Regions from separate parts of the Homo sapiens genome. Here region 1 is linked to region 2. Evidence: read pairs that join two places in POLR2A ChIA-PET (ENCODE). Cell type or tissue: IMR-90. All regions are shown on one strand. Links, peaks and the distances in the headings refer to the core of each region. The heading gives the core; the rest is flanking DNA.

Region 1 (5,391 bases), core at 290-5,289, 81 kb before region 2:
AACAACTGACAGTATTCGTTTCCAGTAATAAAATCAAGCAAAAACTCCTACCCACCACTGATTAGATTAATGCTAATATTTACTGTGAGTGCTTGATATTATATAATGAAATATTTCAACATTTGGAAGATCCAGGGCACTTAAGGGGCCAATAAGTTCCAAATGACCAATGCATGATATTACAAAATTAGGCATGGATAAAAGATCCATTCAAAATATAAAACAGACAAACAGATTTTGATGTAACAAAGCAAAAAAAGTCAGTGATACGGAGCTAGATTCCACAGTGCAACAAGCAAGAAAACTTCCACTTTTGGTGCAGTATCAAAGGAGAATAATCACAATTATTGGAAAAGATTATTGAAGTACTGGGTGAGGCTGGGTATTCTTCATACATTTCAACCAAAAGAATGTATCACAACAGATTGGATTCAGAAACATGAGAATCCAATTTTTTTCTACTAAGCTTGACATTAAAGAAATATGCAAAAGTGTAAAATCAAGCCATTCTTTCTCACTAAATTTCTGTTGCTTTGGAAAATAGTTATTTTTCAGAAAAAAAATGTGATTTATGTTAACATATATTTATTATTTTTATTTTTGACAATAGTTTTAAAATATCATTATTTCAATTTCTAATATGGTAAACATTAGTAATTTTTGAGACTACAAAGGATATATTTAAATAGTATCCGCAGGAGTTCTGCAGTGTTCAACCTGAATGGCTATGCAAGACAGCCCTGTCTCCATTCAAACACATACGGTTTTCAATGATTATTTTAGCCTCATTCTTTAATTATGTATGGGCGGGTAAGGATCACCACATAACAAAAGACATACCTTAACATGAAAAATACCAAAAAAAACAAAAAGGAATAAAGAAAGGGGCTTGGAGACATCAGATACATTGCTGGGAACAAAAGAAAAAAGTATATATACAATATTTAATATCTCCAAAGAGGTATATGTTATTATATCCATTAAACAGTAACAAAAACTGTAAAAAAGAGAATTAAAGAACAAATAAAAAGTTACAGAGCTCTTCAAAATTACAAATATGGCAACTAAAATAAGTAATTAAGTTTAGAAAATTATTTAAAAAGATTGAAACAAAAAAACAAAAAGATGAAAGGCCAGAAAGAAAATAACATACAATTAAATGAGCTAAAAAAAAAAAAGGAGTTGATGCAGGAGGCTCAGTGTCAGAACAATGTCAGAACAATAGGAGTTTCTTAAAAAAAGGAGAACACAGAAAATAAAAGTGAGCATTTACCACAGAAATGAAACAAGAAAACTTCTCCCAAACAGAAATCTCCAAACTCCAAAGGTTTGTCAGATGCCTAATACAATGAATGAAAAAAGGATGGGTGAACATATCATGCGATTTCAAAACACCAGTGACAGAGATAATCACTAAAGTTTCCAAAAAGAAAAAAAGTAACCTAAATACCAAGAAACTGGAGCAAGACATGCATCAGACTTAATACAAATACTGGATATAAGAAGATAGTAAAAACAACATTTTAAAAACTGCATGGGAATTATTTTTATGTACTTCAGCCAAACTATCATTCGCATAAATATATTTTTAGATATGCAAAAACTGAAAAAAGATGCACACCTTCTCAGGAAGCTAGTAGAGGACACAATTCATCAAAATGATGAGTAAGCCAAGAAATGAGGAATAATTCATGGTTCAGCAAACAGGACATCCAATACAAGGGAGTGGCAAAGGATAATCTTGACATAACAAAACTAAGCACAGGCTTAGGGAGCAACTAGTTTAAGTTGAGGCGGGGAGTCTGGGAGGAGATCTTCAGACCCCTTCACTCCCCAGCGATTTTTTTTTTATGTGTGTGAACACTGGAAAAACTATTTCCAAATATTTGAGAGAGAAATTGCAACGTTAGAAAAAAATACAGCATTAGGTGCACAGAAAACTAAACAAACGAGTAAAAAAGATACATATTTTTAACTCCAGAAAAATAACATAAGGTACAGAAAAGGAAAAGAAATCATGGGGTACTTTCTGGCTCAGCATAACAGTCTCAAAAATTTTGATGTAACTATTCTGCAATCAGTGCTATACCAAGCCATATTGAAGCCTGAGGCAAAAGAAAAAATGAATGCCCCTATAAGTTTTGCTTTGTGTGTGGTGTGTTTTTGTTTTGTTTTTTGTTTTTAGCAACAGGGTCTCACTTTGTTTCCCAGGCTGGTCTCTAACTCCTAGACTTAAGCAATCCTCCCAGCTCTGTCTCCAAAGTGATGGGATTACAGGTGTGTGCCATTGTGCCCAGCCTGTTTCTGTGTATTTAAAAAATTTTTTTTCTAGAATGTTAGTCAGAAAAATATTGAAAAATTTAAAAGTAGGAGAATTAAACTCACATTAGCTTAAACTTAAAGATTTTATTTATGCCAAAAACAGTATTATTTTATTCTCCTGGCTAATGGAAGCAAATGCATCAACAGTACATTTTCAAATCTAATTCTTTTCTTATTTTGTTTTCAAATGAGCAAACTGTCATGTACAATTTCTCTTGAACAAGTGACAATCATAAAAAAATGTTATATTAACTTCAGTTTACAGTAAGCTTCATTTGCAGGATTCCACTGTGGCTGGAATTGTTTAAAATTTTTGAATACCATTTCCAAATCTGTTTAAGACTGCACTAAGCAAAATATGTTAAGAAGGTTTAGAAGACCCAAACACAAACTTGATTGTATGTTATTGATATCAAATGCTGCTTTAAACTATTTCATATAGAATTTCTATAGAATTTAAATCGTCAGAATATTTAAGTGCAAACTTAGTGGCTCGTCTTTGTAAATCAGATGTATTTATACAAAACAATTTTTCTCCAGTTTAGAAATTCAAAATCTGAAAACATTTCACTGAATTTTTTATATCTCTATACAAAATATGAAATTAGGGCATTTATAATCTTAATTTCTATTTAATAAGCACTGCCCTCATAATTATCAATACTCTTCACCCAGTGACTCATGCATTTCTCATTTGTTTACTTTTTTCATTTATTTTAAAATTTGAGAAGAATATGCATATCTCTTGCTCAAGTTTTATGTTCATCAAATACACTTTCAAAATTACCTTCAATTGTTGTAAGCAAAGGGATAGGCCTTTTATTAAGTGTGTAGCTTTATATTAGTCATGTTTACTGACTGTAAAGCTTTAGCTTCTTCCACTTGGCTCAAAATATCCATACAGATAATCTGCATAACACTTTGTAATCTATTCATACCAATATGCTTTCAATTTCAGCATAATGTATTTTGTCATTTGATATTATATCTTTTAATATTTGATAATCATCTTTAATTTGTGTGCAAAGTGTCTCAACTGCATTTATCTTGATGCCCATAATGTAACTATATGTGATTTTAATGTCGTTTTTAGACCAGACAAGAATATCCTGTTTGCTCACTGAATTCCCCTACCCCTAAACTATATATCCTTTGTACAATACTAAAAAAGTTGATCATATTTAAATTCACAGAATGCAGCATTTTCTTCTGTTAAATTATGATGAGTTAAACAAGGAACAAATTAGGCATAATTATTTTAGGGGCAAACAGTGGCTTGTATACCCCTGTATAAACCGGAAACATTTGCTCCATTATATCCCTGGCCAGAATTTTTAATGTAAATGCGATAAACAGAAATGAAGACTACATAAAGAAATGAAGAGTATAGGAAATGGTAAAAATAAAGGTAAATATAAAGCTAATTTTAAAGTTTTTAATTGCCCTAAAAAAACTGTCTAAAGTAAAAACTGTAATACTGCATTCTGTGTATTTACAACATGTTTAAAATTAAAATATATAATAAGAATAGAAAAAGCACACAAACTGTCAATATCATGAATGAGAGGGGATATCACTGCAGATTCCAAAGATTACAAAGACAATAAGGGATACTATAAGCAACTTTCTCAATATACATAAGATTCGAGTTCAACATATTAGGTAAAATGAACCCATTCCTCAAAAAAACTACAAACTACCAAAACTCCCTCAAGAAGAAATAGATTAAAAAATTTAAAAACCTGCATCTGTTAAAGAAATTTGTAGTTGAAAAACTTTTAAACAAAAGAAAACTTTCTATGGTACAAAAGAAAGCTGCTTGGAAGAAGGCTGATACTTCTGCCTGGATTTCACTTATATTATGCGCCATTCAAGACAAAGTATTCAAAAGATAAATGTCAAATCTACCTCACTTCATTACACTCAAAAAGAGGCAAACAATCATTAAGTAATATCAACATAAATTGACATCAAGAAAGCAAGTAGTTGAGCAAAACTATTTCTACAGTCATCTATTAGACTGTCCGGTAAATAACATTTATATGATAATTCTGAGTTCTGCATTCAGAGTACTTGTTTAAAACATATTTAAGATACATCCAAAATATTTCTATTTTAAAAATTAGTTTAACCTTTTGACAGTTAAAATATCCCAGAAAATTAAACCTGGAAAGATTAATTTTTCCAGTGTGCCAAATGATTGAGGTTTTACTGATTTGGGGATTTTTAATTCATAAATTTATCTCCATTACTCACTAGTTGAACTAAATAACAGGCAAGTGAAATATAAGATGTCTTTGTCAAAACAAGAATACCTTAAAATTTTACTTAGGGCTAGATATTTTTATATGTAATGAAAAATTTTAAATCTCGATTTTTTTTCTTCCTCACAACATCCCAAATATTGTTGATGTATGCATGCTGAAATTGAAAAAAAATTTTATATCATACCAATAATACTTTCAAATGTATAAACCTTTAAGGTATAAAGTAAAACAAACTTTACCTTAGACACAGGTTCTTGTTCCTTTGCGGGAGCTTCTTTTTTTAATCTTGAAAACAAGATAAGTATTGAATATTTTATTTTATATGTACGATGGTAAAATATGAAACAGTTCTTTCTCTGCCAGCCTAAAATAATTAAAATGTAGATCGAAACTAATGTACATTTTATACTTTAATAGTAAATTGACCTCTGTAAATGTTTTAAGGTAAAAGTTAAACGTATGAGACTAAATAGTAGATTCGATAAATGTGCTAAATCAATAAAGACATTTATTTCCTTGTTCTCTAAAAACAAGGACACTTAAGAAATGTTCTCTTTGCTAAGTACAATTTAAAATAAAAGACATACACATTAGTAAAACAGTTTCAAAACAAGAATTACTCTTTAAAAATTAAAAGCAGGTTATATGCTTACATAAGTAATATGCATCAGTATTTACGATTACAGGACTTAAGTGAAAAAAGATAAATATTTTATCTATTGTGAAATTCAACTAAATATAACAATATTATAGTTAACTTACTCTGGAGGCAGTAAAATCACAGAAGTAATTAGAATTTTGA
Region 2 (5,391 bases), core at 328-5,327:
TGATCTAGGTTGCAAACCACTTGCTCTAGTTACTGCTACCCACTTTGTCAGTCAAAACTGAGCTGAGCACAGCAGGGCAGCTACAGCATTATCTACTCCACAGTGCTTTGCTAAAAGCAAGTATCCACCTCAAGACCCCAAAAACCCTCCCAATAGCCAAATCAAATTACCTTTTCTTCATTTGCATTTTCCTTGTTTATCTTGCAGCTATTTTAACACCATTTCTTGAAATATCATGCTCAGTAATTTTCTATACACCAATAGTCCTGTGTACTCACCTACTCCTTTTTAACTCTTTAGAGATTCTCCAGATCACTTCCTCCTTAAATAATGTAAAAACAGGTTTTCCACAAAGTTTAGACCTCAGTCCCACAGAAACTGTTCCCTAACAGCAGATCTAATAGATCCCATAGTCTCAGCTATCAATTCTCAACAGCAGCCTATAAGATCAGAAAATATTCACCTCTGCTACAGTCTGAATGTTTGTCTCTCAAACCTCAGGTTGAAATTTGATCCCCAATGTTGCAGGTAGGGTAATGAGAGGTGTTTGGGTGGAAGAGACAAATCCCTCACCAATGGCTTGGTGCTGTCCTCACGGTAATGAGTGAGTTTTCAGTCTATTAGTTCCCACAAGAAATGGTTGTTTAAAAAAAAAAACAAAAAACAAAAAACCAAAAAAAAAGCCTGGCACCTCCCTCCTCTTTCGCTTCCTCTCTTTCACCTTATAAATCGCTACCCACACAGACTCCCTTTTGTTTTCTGCCATGAGTGGATGCAGCCTGAGGCCCTCACCAGAAGCCAAGCAGATGCTGGTACCACGATACTTGCAGAAGCATGAGCCAAATAAACCTTTTTTCTTTATAAAATGCCCAAACTCAGGTATTTATTTATAAGAACACAGACAGAGAAAGACACCCTGACATCTCATCTAAGTCCCAGTCCTTCCTCTTTTACTACTGAAAACTACTATCTAGATATTTAAACGCACCTCAAATTCAGTACATGCACACCTCGGAGATATTGAGGGCTCTGTTCCAGACCACCACAATAAAGTGAATATTGCAATAAAGCAAGTCACACGCATTGTTTGGTTTCTCAGTGAATATAAAAGTTAGGTTTACAACTATAGTGTAGTCTAAATGTACAATAGCATTGTCTCTAAAAAACAACATATATACCTTAATAAAAACTACTTTATTGCTAAAAAAAAAAAAAAAAAAAAAAAGATAAAGCTCATTTGGGCCTTCAGTGAGTCATAATCTTTTTGCTGGAGGAAGGTCCTGCCTCCATGTTGATGGCTGCTGACTAATCAGGGTAGTGGCTGGCTGAAGGTTGGGGTGGCTGTGGCAATTTCTTAAAATAAGACAATGAAGCTTGGCACATCCATCGACTTTTCCTTTTACAAAAGGTTTCTTGGTAGCATACGATGCTGTTTGATAGCATTTGATCCACAGTAGAACTCCTTTCCAAGTTGGAGTCAATCCTCTCAATCCTTGCTGGTGCTTTATCAACTAAGCTGGTGTAATACTCTAAATCCTTTGCTGTCATTTCAACAATGTTTACAGCATCTTCACCAGGAATAGGTTCCATCTCAAAAAAACTACTCATCCATAAGAAACAACTCCTCATTCATTCAAGTTTTATAATGAGATTACAGCACTTAGTCACATCTTCAGGCTCCACTTCTAAATCCGGCTCTCTTGCTACTCCCATCACATCTGCAGTTACTTCCTCCACTGAAACCTTGAAACTCTCAAAGTCATCCATGAGGGCTGGAACCAACTTCTTCCAAACTTCTGTTAATGTTGATATTTTGACCTCCTCCATCAATCACAAATGATCTTAATTGGATCTAGAATGGTGACTCCTTTCCAGAAGGTTTTCAATTCACTTTACCCAGATCCATCAGAGAAATCATAATCTACAGCAGTTACACCCTTACAAAATGTTATTTCTTAAATATTAAGACTTGAACTGAAAGTTGAAATGACTCCTTGACCCATGGGCAGCAGAATGGATGTTGTGTTAGCAAACATGAAAACAACATTAATCTTCTTGTACACTTCCATCAGAGCTCTTGGGTGACTAGATGCACTATCAATGAGCAGTAATATTTTGAAAGGAAAATTTTTTTCTGAGCAGTAGGTTTCAATAACAGGCTTAAATTTTCTGTAATTCATGTTGTAAACCACGTTTACATCTGGTTCAGTAAACCAGATGTGCTGTCATCCAGGATTTGTGGTTCCATTTTTAAAGCATAGGCAGAGTAGATTTAGCATTTTTTTTGGGGGGGGGGGGGACAGAGTCTCGCTCCATTGACCAGCCTTGAGTGCAGTGGCACCATCTAAACTCACTGCAACTTCTGCCACCCAGGTTCAAGTGATTCTTGTGCCTCAGCCTCCCGAATAACTGGGACTACAGGCATGCACCACCACGCCTGGCTAATTTTTATATTTTTAGTAGAGACGGGGGTTTCACCATGTTAGCCAGGCTGGTCTCGAACTCCTGGCTCCTGACATCAAGTGATCCACCCATCTCCACCTCCCAAAGTGTTGCGATTACAGGCATGAGCCACCACATCTGGCAGATTTAGCACAATTCTTAAGGGCCCTAGGATTTTCACAATGGTAAATGAGTACTGGCTTCAACTTAAAAGTCACCAGCTTCATTAGCCCTTAACCAGAGAGTCAGCCTGTCCTTCAAAATTTGAAAGCCAGGCATGACTTCTCCTTTCTAGCTATGAAAGTCCTAGATGGTATCTTCTTCCAATAAATAGAAGTCTATTTAATCTATATAGAAAATCTATTGTTTAGTGTAGCCGCCCTCATAAATTATCTTAGGTAGATCTCATGGATAACTTGCTGAAACTTCTGCATCAGTACCTGCTGCTTCATCTTATACTTTTATGTTATGGAGACAGTGTCTCTCCTTAAACCTCATGAACTCATCTCTGTTAGCTTCAAGCTTTTCTTCTGCACCATCTTCACTCTCACAGCCTTCATAGATCTGAAGAGAGTAGGGTCTTGACCTCGAGCCTTTGGCTTAAGGGAATGTTGTGGCGGGTTTGATCTTCTAGCCAGACCATTACAACTTCCTCCATCTTAGCGATAATGCTGTTCCACTTTCTTATCATTCATGTGTTCAGTGGAGTAGCACTTTCAACTTTCTTCAAGAATGTTTCCTTCGCAATCACAACTTGACTGTTTGGGACAAGAGGCCTAGTATTTGGCCTACCTCTGCTTTCAACACGCCTTCCTCACTAAGCTTAATAATTTCTAGTTCTTTTTATTTAAAGTGAGAGATGTGCAAATCTTCCTTATACTTGAACACTTACAGGCCATTATAAAGTTATTAATTGGCCTAATTTCAATATTGCTATGTCTCAGGGAATAAGGAAGCCCATGGAGAGGAAACTAGGGAAGAGCTGGCTGGTGGAGCAGTCAAAACACACACATTATTATATAAGTTTACCATTTTACATGAGTGCAGTTTGCAGTGCCCCAAAACAATTACAATAGTAACATTAAAGATCACTGATCAGAAATCACCATAACAAATATAATAATTTAAAGTCTGAAATATTGCAAAAATTACAAAAATGTGACAGAGACAAGAAGTGCTCACGCTGTTGGAAAAATGGCTGAGATAGACTTGCTCAACAAAGTTGCCACAAACCTTCAACTTGTAAAAATGCAATATCTGCAAACCACAACAAGTGAAGTAGAATAAAGCAAGGTATGACTATATTTCCAAAACTGACCATATCTTCCCCTGAAAAATTATGTCTACAGCATTATTCATAATAGCCAAAAAAGCAGGAACAACCCAAATGTTCAACTAATAAATAAAATGTGGTGTATCAAGAATGGCAATCATTAAAAAGTCAGGAAACAACAGGTGCTGGAGAGGATGTGGAGAAATAGGAACACTTTTACACTGTTGGTGGGGCTGTAAACTAGTTCAACCATTGTGGAAGTCAGTGTGGCGATTCCTCAAGGATCTAGAACTAGACATACCATTTGACCCAGCCATCCCATTACTGGGTATATACCCAAAGGACTATAAATCATGCTGCTATAAAGACACATGCACACGTCTGTTTATTGCGGCATTATTCACAATAGCAAAGACTTGGAACCAACCCAAATGTCCAACAATGATAGACTGGATTAAGAAAATGTGGCACATATACACCATGGAATACTATGCAGCCATAAAAAATGATGAGTTCATGTCCTTTGTAGGGACATGGATGAAATTGGAAACCATCATTCTCAGTAAACTATCGCAAGAACAGAAAACCAAACACCGCATATTCTCACTCATAGGTGGGAAATGAACAATGAGATCACATGGACACAGGAAGGGGAACATCACACTCTGGGGACTATTGTGGGGTGGGGGGAGGGGGGAGGGATAGCACTGGGAGATACACCTACTGCTAGATGACGAGTTAGTGGGTGCAGCACACCAGCATGGCACATGTATACGTATGTAACTAACCTGCACAATGTGCACATGTACCCTAAAACTTAAAGTATAATAATAAAAAAATAAATAAATAAATAATCAAAGTGAAAAAAATGTGGTGTATCAATACAATGTAGCATTATTTAGCAATTTTTTAAAATGAAGTACTGATACATGCTACAACATGAAACTTTGAAAGTGAAAGAAGTCAGTCACACAGTTTGATTCTATTTATATCTAATATTCAGAATAATGGGTAACAGGTTTCCTTTTGAGGAGCTGAAAATATTATGGAATTAGTGTTGACAGTTGTACAACACTATGAATGTACTAAATGCCAGTGAACCGTATATTTTTAAATGGTGAAATTATATGAATCTTACCTTAAATTATAAAAGTTAGTTTTACTTTTGCATTTCCCTTTTTCTACTAAACTGCCATCCTTCTGATCTTGAATCCCTGGAGGTTTTTTTCAATGTCTCCCTCTTTTAATTATATCTAGTCAATTCCCCAACCCTATAGACTTCCTTCAAAATATTTCCCACACCATCCTTGCCTCTCCATCCACTCAATACTTGACCACGCCCATAGAACCTCACACCTAAAGTGAAATAGATTTACTTTATAAGATTCACTTTATATAGTTGCTCTTCAGCTTGTGATGGGGTAATGATTAAACCCATCATTAGCTGAAAATATCGTAAGTTGAAAATGCATTCAATACACCTAACCTACCGAACATCACAGCTTAGTCTAACTTACCTTAAACGTGCTCAGAACCCTTTACATTAGCCTGTGGTTGGGCAAAATCATCTGACAACACAGTATACTGTATGTTATCAGTTGTTTACCCTCATGATCATGTGGCTGACTGGTAGCTGCAACTTGCTGTTGCTGCCTAGTATCACAATATGGTATCAT

The links. Peaks named below come from ENCODE experiments on the same cell type or tissue, not always from the same donor. Only the 100,000 strongest peaks of a DNase experiment are listed, where the experiment ranks them.
Region 1: POLR2A ChIA-PET joins it to region 2 with 5 read pairs; 5 of 35 experiments call an interaction of 5 or more read pairs at or near these places.

The regions. Positions count from the first base shown.
Region 1 is chr15:56,638,124-56,643,514 of GRCh38, forward strand. ZNF280D (zinc finger protein 280D) reads right to left here. Exons shown (of 22, transcript NM_017661.4): 20 at 4,829-4,874. Among named protein-coding and RNA genes, the nearest start is that of ZNF280D, 93 kb to the right of the region's middle. In IMR-90, for the core only: no CTCF peak of the experiment used is centred there; no DNase peak of the experiment used is centred there; H3K27ac peaks cover 407 bases.
Region 2 is chr15:56,718,685-56,724,075 of GRCh38, forward strand. All of the region lies in intron 1 of ZNF280D (zinc finger protein 280D), which reads right to left. Among named protein-coding and RNA genes, the nearest start is that of ZNF280D, 12 kb to the right of the region's middle. RefSeq lists an enhancer at 764-923. In IMR-90, for the core only: no CTCF peak of the experiment used is centred there; no DNase peak of the experiment used is centred there.